2 separate regions of the Homo sapiens genome follow, and region 1 is linked to region 2. Evidence: read pairs that join two places in POLR2A ChIA-PET (ENCODE). Cell type or tissue: GM12878. All regions are shown on one strand. Each heading gives the region's core, and the rest is flanking DNA. Links, peaks and the distances in the headings are about the cores only. Region 1 overlaps CD226 (CD226 molecule). Region 2 has its middle 7.4 kb from the start of CD226.

The links. Peaks named below come from ENCODE experiments on the same cell type or tissue, not always from the same donor. Only the 100,000 strongest peaks of a DNase experiment are listed, where the experiment ranks them.
Region 1: POLR2A ChIA-PET joins it to region 2 with 5 read pairs; 6 of 35 experiments call an interaction of 5 or more read pairs at or near these places.

Annotation. Positions count from the first base shown.
Region 1 is chr18:69,865,168-69,869,566 of GRCh38, reverse strand. It overlaps CD226 (CD226 molecule), which reads left to right. Exons shown (of 6, transcript NM_001303618.2): 5 at 2,156-2,210. Among named protein-coding and RNA genes, the nearest start is that of CD226, 81 kb to the left of the region's middle. In GM12878, for the core only: no CTCF peak of the experiment used is centred there; no DNase peak of the experiment used is centred there; H3K27ac peaks cover 154 bases.
Region 2 is chr18:69,953,041-69,957,439 of GRCh38, reverse strand. It overlaps a transcript of CD226 not described here. Among named protein-coding and RNA genes, the nearest start is that of CD226, 7.4 kb to the right of the region's middle. In GM12878, for the core only: no CTCF peak of the experiment used is centred there; no DNase peak of the experiment used is centred there; H3K27ac peaks cover 2,235 bases.

The DNA.
Region 1 (4,399 bases), core at 107-4,106, 88 kb after region 2:
TATTAAGCCTTATACCCAATAGTTATTTTTCCTGATCCTCTCCCTTCTCCCACCCTCTGCCCTCCAGTAGGCTCCAGTGTGTGTTGTTCCCGTCTATGTGTCCATGTGTTCTCATCATTTAGCTCCCACTTATAGGTGAGAACATGTGGTATTTGGTTTTCTGTTCCTGCATGAGTTTGCTAAGGATAATGGCCTCCAGCTCTATCCGTGTCCCTGCAAAGGACATGATCTCATTTCTTTCTGTGGCTGTATAGTGTTCTATGGTATATGTGTACCACATTTTCTTTATCCAGTCTATCATTGACGGGTATTGAGGTTGATTCCATGTCTTTGCTATCATGAATAGTGCTGCAATGAACACATGCTTGCATGTGTCTTATAGTAGAATGATTTATATTCCTTTGGGCATATACCCAGTAATGGCGCTGCTGGGTCAAATGGTATTTCTGTCTGTAAGTTTTTGAGGAATCACCACACTGTCTTCCACAATGCCTGAACTAATTTACATTCCCACCAACAGCGTAAAAGTGTTCTTTTTCCTCCACAACCTTGCCAGCATCTAATATTTTTTGACTTTTTAATAATACAGATGAGAGGACTGAACTTTAAAGACATAAATAACTCAGCTAGTAAATTGCAGAGTGCAAGTTAAACATAGATCATTTGACTCTAAGTTCCATGTTCTCTTTTGTTTCATCACATTGTATGCTCCAGGCTTATTTAAATGTGTATGTGTGTGTCTGTGTGTGTGTGTGTGTGTGTGCGTGCACGCGCACGTGTGCGCATGTGCATGTGCGTGCATTTGGGCCTGGTTGGGAACGTTAACTGCACGTTGTGAGATAGCAAGCCTTGTGAACCACAATTTAATAAAAGGTCAAAGATCATAGATCTTTTCCTTATCTTTAAAATGAGGATAATAATAGCATCTATATCATAGATTTATTTTGAGGAGTAAATGATCTAATTTATATAAAACACCTAGCCATATGCCTTGTGTATAGTAAATTTACACATAGAATAAACAAATAAATGAATAATTGGTCAAAATAATAATAAATAAGAAAATAAATGCACATAGAATAAGGTAAGATTATATTGACATGATAGGAGGATTTCAAAGCAACTAGAAGAGACAATTGGAGTCAATATCCATTTCCTGCATAACCTTTCCCTGGAGAAAGACCATCTTATTTTCAAGATATTCACAAAGGAATTACAACCTCACCTTAAAGAGAACTCCCAAAACATTACATTTCTGTATCTTCTGTATCTAACAGAGGAGTCTGTTGTTCAATAAGAATCTTTTCCTTAGGGAGATAAAAAGAGTCACCATCTCCCTATAATAACTATTTTATATAGTTGGATACAGTTATATCAGCTCTTGCATTCAGTTACAGTAGCCTCTTTTCTTCTTCTCTGGTATTTTCTCTTCTATGATTCCCCTGGTTAGGTTTTTATGGGTTTCATTGGAACTGTGGAGCGTTTATTGAATACTGTGGTTGCAGATGGTCCTTTCAGTCACGGCGAAGTGATTCCAGAAGTTGGAGAGCTTAATAGTCAAGAGGGAGGGCGATGGATTTAAATTCCAGCACTACACCAACCGATCATGTGATTTGGGACAAGTTACTCTTCCTCTTCACACCTTAGTTTCTAAACCTGTTTATATGAAATCTTAATAAAATAATCTACATAAGTGATTTAATAAAATAATCCATACGAGTGATTTAGAATAACACCCAAAAGATTTTATAAAGCTTCATTATATTGTCATCCAAGAAGTTACACTGCTGGCATTTAAAATAAATTTTAATTGTGGAAAATGTCTTAAATGTGAGGTTATTTGGAGAAAGCTATAAGTCATTTATGTAATAAGTCACTATAAATCATTCTTTAGTAAAATCACTGAGATTAATTACTAATGCACAGTGGTTAGATATCCATTTAGTTGCCCTCACCATCTGGGAGCAATTTGGAGAAGACAGGGAAAATGAAAAAAACTGTAGGGTAACAGAATTTTGGATAAATGTGCATAAAGCTACTTCAACATATTAGAAGGTGCATGTGGGCTAGGGGTACAGTGAGGTATAGAGTCTTCGAAATAATATTAGTACTGGAATATCATATCTTTATATCCTTTATTGAATATGCATTCCAGAAGGAGAAGGAGAGAGAGAAGAGATCTATTTACAGAGTCCTGGGATACACAGAAGGTAAGTTTATACGGAACTGTCATTTTTTTCTTTTGTAATTTACAGATGCAAAGTCAGTCTCTTTTGCAGTTAGCAATCTTATATTTTATTGTCCTTTCAGTAACCTGACCATGCAGTTGCCTGTAATTTAAATATCAGCTATTTGGAGAAAGTTATTTTCTGAACTATTCTATTTTTAATACCCTTTGAAACTAAGTTTTTTATATGAATATAAATAAAGGAGCAATTACCCTGGCGTAATAACAATCAACACTATGCCTTCCCTAAATCTTTGTTCCTTTTCTAGGGCTGCTGTGACAAATTACCAAAACGGGGTGGCTTAAAACAACAGAAATCTATTCTTCCATAATTCTGGAGGGTTGAAGTACAAGAAACAGTGTCAGAAGTACTGGTTTCTTCGTGGGATGAGAATCCATCCCATGCTTCTATCCAGCTTCTAGTGGAGCTGTCGATCCTTGGCTGGTAGACACATCGCTCCAATCTCTGCCCCTCTCATCACTGTTCTCAGCTGTGTGTGTGTGTCTGCCTTCCTTCTTTTCTTATGGAGACCCCAGTTATCTTGGACTTAAAGGCCCACCCCTCTCCAGCACAGCGTTGTTTGAGCTTAGCTAATTACAAGGATCCTATTTTCAAATGAGGTCACATTATGAGGTTCTGAGGAGGACATGAATTTGCAGGGGACAGTATCCAACCCAGGAGAGGACATAATATTTTTATGTCATAAGGTTATTGTGATGGTTAAATTGCATAAAAGAACCAGAAGCGTAGCAAGCACATAGAAGAACGTAATGATATTCATTATTATTATTATCTTTGGAGGTAAGTTATTAGTGTATACTTATACAACCAAAGAACTTTTTTATTTCCTTATGGGCTGCAGGAGTTTGATGAGCTGTAAAAGTTTCTTCCTTATTCTGCCTTGCTGCTGCCCCTTAGTGTTTAACTAAAAGACTAGAAACTTCCTTCTGGGTTTGCAGATAAGAGGGATATGTATTTTCATGCTCGTTATCCCCACTATACTTCAAATCTCTTCCTTTAATGCATAGCATCCTGTTTATGAAATTTCACAAAAAAAGTTGCTATGGATTGAACATTTATGTCTTCCCAACATTCATATGTTGAAATCCTAATGCCTAATGCGATGATATTAGGAGGTGGAGACTTTGGGATGTAATTAGATCATGAGGGTGGCGTCTTCGTGAATGGGATCAGTGCCTTTTTAAGGACAGAAGAGCTTGCTTCCTCTTTCTGCTCTTTGCAATGTGAGGATACTGAGAAGACAGTTGTCTGCAAACCAAGAAACAGGCCCGCAGGCCCTCACTGGACTCTTTTTTTTTTCTCAAGTTAGGAAAATATTTTCTTAATCTTGGACTTCCCAGCCTCCAGAACTGTGAGGAATAAGTGTTTGTGGTTTAAGCAACCCAGTCTACAGTATTTTGTTACAGCAGCCCAAACTAAGACAAAAAATTCCCCAATTCCTAGCCAAAAGTATATAAATTTCTTTTCATTTTAACTATTCGCAGTGGAATTCTACATGGCCACAAGCCAAGTACTAAAAAGGTTCTGACAATCCAACATGTGTTCATCAGATGCCTTCATAATTTATCAGTTTAACTTTTTATTTATTAAGTAGTTACTTTTGCAAAAAATATTTTTTTTGTTTGTTGGCAAAAAACATGGATTGCTTCTTGATGCCAACTGTAGAATCAAGAAACCTTGCTTTATTTCATCAGCCACTTCAGCAAGAAATAAATTGGTGCTCTGTCATACACAATTTTGGGATTCCCTTCTTCATCCTTAGCCTTTGTCTACTCATGCCAGTCTAGTCACATTTATTGTTGTGAATTTGGGGAATGAAAGGGAGCTTTGCAACGGTCTATATTAGGTATCCAACTTTTTCAGGTTTTTGTAGAATAATATTTTGAAGGATTATTAAAGAGTTAATAGGTTGGACTGTCAAAAAAAGACATTAGAACTACTTCATTCTCTTTTTTAAAAGATAACCTCTATAAGTAATCATGGCACTTGAATTTTCATTTTGCTTTCTTCTTAAAAACACTAACATCTGGCTGGTCATGGTGGCTCACGCTTGTAATCCCAACACTTTGGGAGGCTGAGGTGGGCGGATCGTCTGAGGTCAGGAGTTTGAGACCAGCCTGGCCAACATGGCGAAACTCCATCTCTACTAA
Region 2 (4,399 bases), core at 247-4,246:
AAAGCTGCTAAACATGCAGGGTTCGTTCTCAGGAAACACCGACTTGTGTACTTTTTCTGTCGGAGAATGGGAGACAAAGAAAAAAAAAAGAGTATCTAGAAAGTAAGACCGAAACATACTTAGATATGGGCAGAGATAAGGAAGCCTCTTGACTTAAAAAGAGGGCTGAATCTAATGTGCTTTGATTGGCAGGAAAAAACACGAGGAAGAAAAGGCAAAGAAACAAACTGATTTCGGCGGGGAGTGTAGTTTCTATTTAGAGCTAGAACAAAGGAGAAGTGCGTCCTTTCAAATTATAGATTCTTTGGGGGAAAAGAGGGACAGAACTTTATCTGAGTTTGGAATGAGTCTGAGTAGCTGCAATAGTAAAGTTGCTTCCAGAAGCAGGTAAACTTGACTTCAAAAAACCCCGCTTCATGAAATATTAGTGATTCACTTCAGTTGCTATCTGAGGAAGTTCTGGTAGAGAGAAGAGCTCAAGAGCATGGGCAGAGTCAGCTCCTGAGTGGGCTGAACGCTCCCCTCAGCTCCTGCAGTGCTAATTAAGGGAGGGAGCAGCGGGGAGCTTGCAGTGACCAAGAGGGTGTTGAGGCTAGGAGGCCACGATAAACAGGATACGATAAAAGTCCTTAACCAAGACGCAGATGGGAAGAAGCGTTAGAGCGAGCAGCACTCACATCTCAAGGTTAGTAACCTTCTCAGAAAAAAGACTGGATGTGTCTGAGCTCAACTTTTTAAATGAATCGTGTGCGAAAGGGTGGGGGCTGCCAGTGAAACCATGGCAAGTTGATGCAGCAGGACAAGAGAGTTGCCGGAAAAAGCTGGAGTAAGTTAAGTGCTCGGTGTTCTGTGAACTGTTAGTTTAATGAGGGGTGCAGTTTGTAGTAAAAGGGTGCCAGTTAAGTACTTTTTCTCAGTCTGTCTCTAGAATTGTATTTATAATAGATCTGATCGTAAAGTTCTTGAGAATAAGAAAACTGAGCTAATTTTACCGGCATCTGGTCTGTCAAGCTTAAATCTTCCTTCTCTCCAGCAAGACTGAACAAGGATGAACTTAAATAATAAATGTCCATGATCCAAAGATTTATTATCCTACTCAAGGGTTGGGAAACTTTTTCTGTAAAGGGCCAGATAGTTAATATTTACAGCTTTGTGGGCCGTGTGGTGTCTGTCAGTTGTGACCTAACACCTCTTGGTTCCAGCATTGCAGCACAAAAACAGCGGTGGATGGTATGTAACCAAGTGAGCATGGCTGTCTCCAACCAAACTGTTTATGGAAATCAGTGGGCTGCGCCCAGCCCTCAGGCCATAGTTTCAGAACCCTGTCTTAGAGGATCCCTGCTGAACCCCAACTGGAGTCTTTGCGTTGACTGGAAGTGGGGTTCTACTGGTCACTCAGCAGTAGCCTCACTCCTGGGGACATGTGTATGACTTGCCAAGGTTCTAAGGGTATCGTGGTCTAGAGGAGACCATGTGGCCCACATTGGAAAGGTTCTCTTAATGAGATTATTTGAGGAAGGGAGCAGAAACCCAGACTATTGTGTTCCTGAGGAAATTTTTTTTTTTTTTTTTTTTTTGAGATGGAGTCTCGCTCCTTTGCCCAGGCTGGAGTGCAGTGGTGCGATGTCGGCTCACTGCAAGCTCTGCCTCCTGGGTTCACGCCATTCTCCTGCCTCAGCCTCCTGAGTAGCTGGGACTACAGGTGCCCGCTACCACACCCGGCTAATTTTTTGTATTTTTAGCAGAGACGTGGTTTCACCGTGTTAGCCACGATGGTCTCGATCTCCTGACCTCATGATCCGCCCGCCTCGGCCTTCACTTTGGGATTACAGGCGTGAGCCACCGCACCCGGCCTCCTGTGGAAATCTTACTGGAAGTATGAGCCTCTTAACAGCTGGGGCATCCCAGCAGAAGGCAGGCAAACCCTCGCATCTGAGAAGGAGTGGAGGGAGCAAACGACCTCTCACACTATAATCTTCCCAGCCCCAGTCACTTGTTCTGAGTTTAGCTAGATTTTCTGTTCACAGTCCTCTGCTTTCCAGCATGTGAATAGTTTTCCAAGCAAGTGTCGAAAGGTATCAGAGCAGATTCTCCATCACACACATCAGGTGTTTTTGCATAAACTGGGGAAGGTGGGGTCATTGAGTAGACACTAGGAGACTCCTCCCAATGCTCAGAAACCATAGAGACATCTGGGGAAGCAGGACATATTGTAGGTAGCAGAAACAATGAAACTGAGGTGACAGGGAAGGTTCTACCTGGGTGGACAGCCTACAGGAAGAAGAACAGTGTGGCTGAAGAGTGTTCCCCGTCCCCACCCACCCAGGCCACCTAGGAGTCTGCATTCAGAGGCAAGCTTGTGAGATGAATTCATGCTCATGTGGTTAGCTGAGACATTTTTAATAGTAGAGAAATCCAGTAATATTTTGATTAATGACTTCCTTGAGGACAAAGCTCTTTTATACAGACAGCTCTATTAGAAAAAAAACCTCAAGCCAAAATCCCTTCATAAATCATGCAAAAAATGGCTGCTGACACAACAAAAATAGCTCAAGCGCTGTCTCTATTTGTCTTTGGTTAGATGTTGATAAATAGGGCTCATCTCTAGCAAAGTCGTAACAGCTGGACTTTGTCTTCAGCTGCAAGTCTTTCTGCCCCTTTCATTCGAATCTGTGACCTCTAGGACCCTCAATTCCAGGGTGCAAATACACAAGTTCTCTTCATCTCTTGACTAGTTGGCTCTGGATGCCTTGGGAATAAGGAGTTCCTACAAGTTATTACCAGTTAGTACCCCTTTTCCAGTCCTCCTCCCATGAACCTCATTTCTTTATCCTGGGTGAGGAAGTTCACTTTGGGCCTGATCATAGAAACCACCGAGAGTGGATGATGCTAGGTTTCATCTCATTTCCTTTAGGATTTGAGGCAGCACGGTGTTGCAGATGCCTGCTTGGCCCTCAGCCCTTCTACCTCTCTACCTGCACCTCTACCCCACTTTACCCAACCCTGACCCCTCCCTCAGAAAATAGATATGTTTTGGCATTTGTTTAATAAGCACATAATGATTTTTAAAAATATCTTAAATCATTTATCTGACAACCTCGACTATCATGATCTTTTGCATTATTGATTTCCAGCTGTTATCACAAAGTTGTGACAGAGTGTGTCTGTGGACTCTATGCTTAGACTGTACTATGCTAATGTACTGTATTCTTAGAATGTACTTGGCATCTTTGGACCGGGGTGGTTGGGGGATCAAATGAAATCAATTAATACGTGGCCAACAGCAAGATGGGGTGGCCTCATTCATTGGTAAGACCTGGGGTGAATGTGGACTCATACTATTCACTAGTAACAATTTTTAAAAATTGAGGTGAAATTCACATAACATTGTTCACCTAAGATTTAGTCAACATAAGATTAAACTTTTTTTTTTTTTTTTTGAAACGGAGTCTTGCTCTGTTGACCTGGCTGGAGTGCAGTGGCACAATCTCAGCTCACTGCAACCTCCACCTCCTGGGTTCAAGCGATTCTCCTGTCTCAGCCTCCCAAGTAGCTGGGATTACAGTTGCGCACCACCACGCACAGCTAATTTTTGTATTTTTAGTAGAGTCGGGGTTTCACCATGTTGGCCAGGCTGGTTTTGAATTCCTGACCTCAAGCAATCCACCTGCCTTGGCCTCCCAAAGTACTGGGATTACAGGTGTGAGCCACCACACCAGGTCAAGATTAAATATTTTAAAATATACAGTTCAGTGGTATTTAGTACATCCACAGTGTTCTGTGATGACCGCTTTTATCAGATTCCAAAACATTTTCATCATTTTAAAGAAAACCCCATACCTTAAACAGTCACTCCCTATTCCCTCCTTCCAACAGTCAATCAATTGGCAAATCACCAATCTGCTTTCCATCTCCATGGATTTAACTATCTGGATATTTCATATAAATGGATTCTTACAAAATGTGGCCTTTTGTTTCTGCATTCTTTGACTTAGCATAATGTTATCAAGGCTTATTCATGTTGTAGCATGCATTAGCCCTTCATTCCTTTTTATGGCTGAGTAATATTCCATTGTATGGATTTGATCACAATTTGTTCATTCATTCATTCACCTGTTGGCAGACGCTTGGATCGTTACCACCTTCTGGCTTTTGTGAATAATGCTGCTGTAAACATTGGTCTACAAATATTGGTTTGAGTATATTCTTTTGAGTATATACCTAGGAATAAAACTTCTGGGTCATACAGTAATCCTGTTGAACGTTTTGAAGAATCTCTAAACTGTTCTTCACAGCAGCTGCATCATTTTACATTTCTTTACAACGCTTGTGCAACAGTACACAAGGGTTCGAATTTCTCCACATTTTCCCTAACATATTAATTTTTCTCTTTTTGATT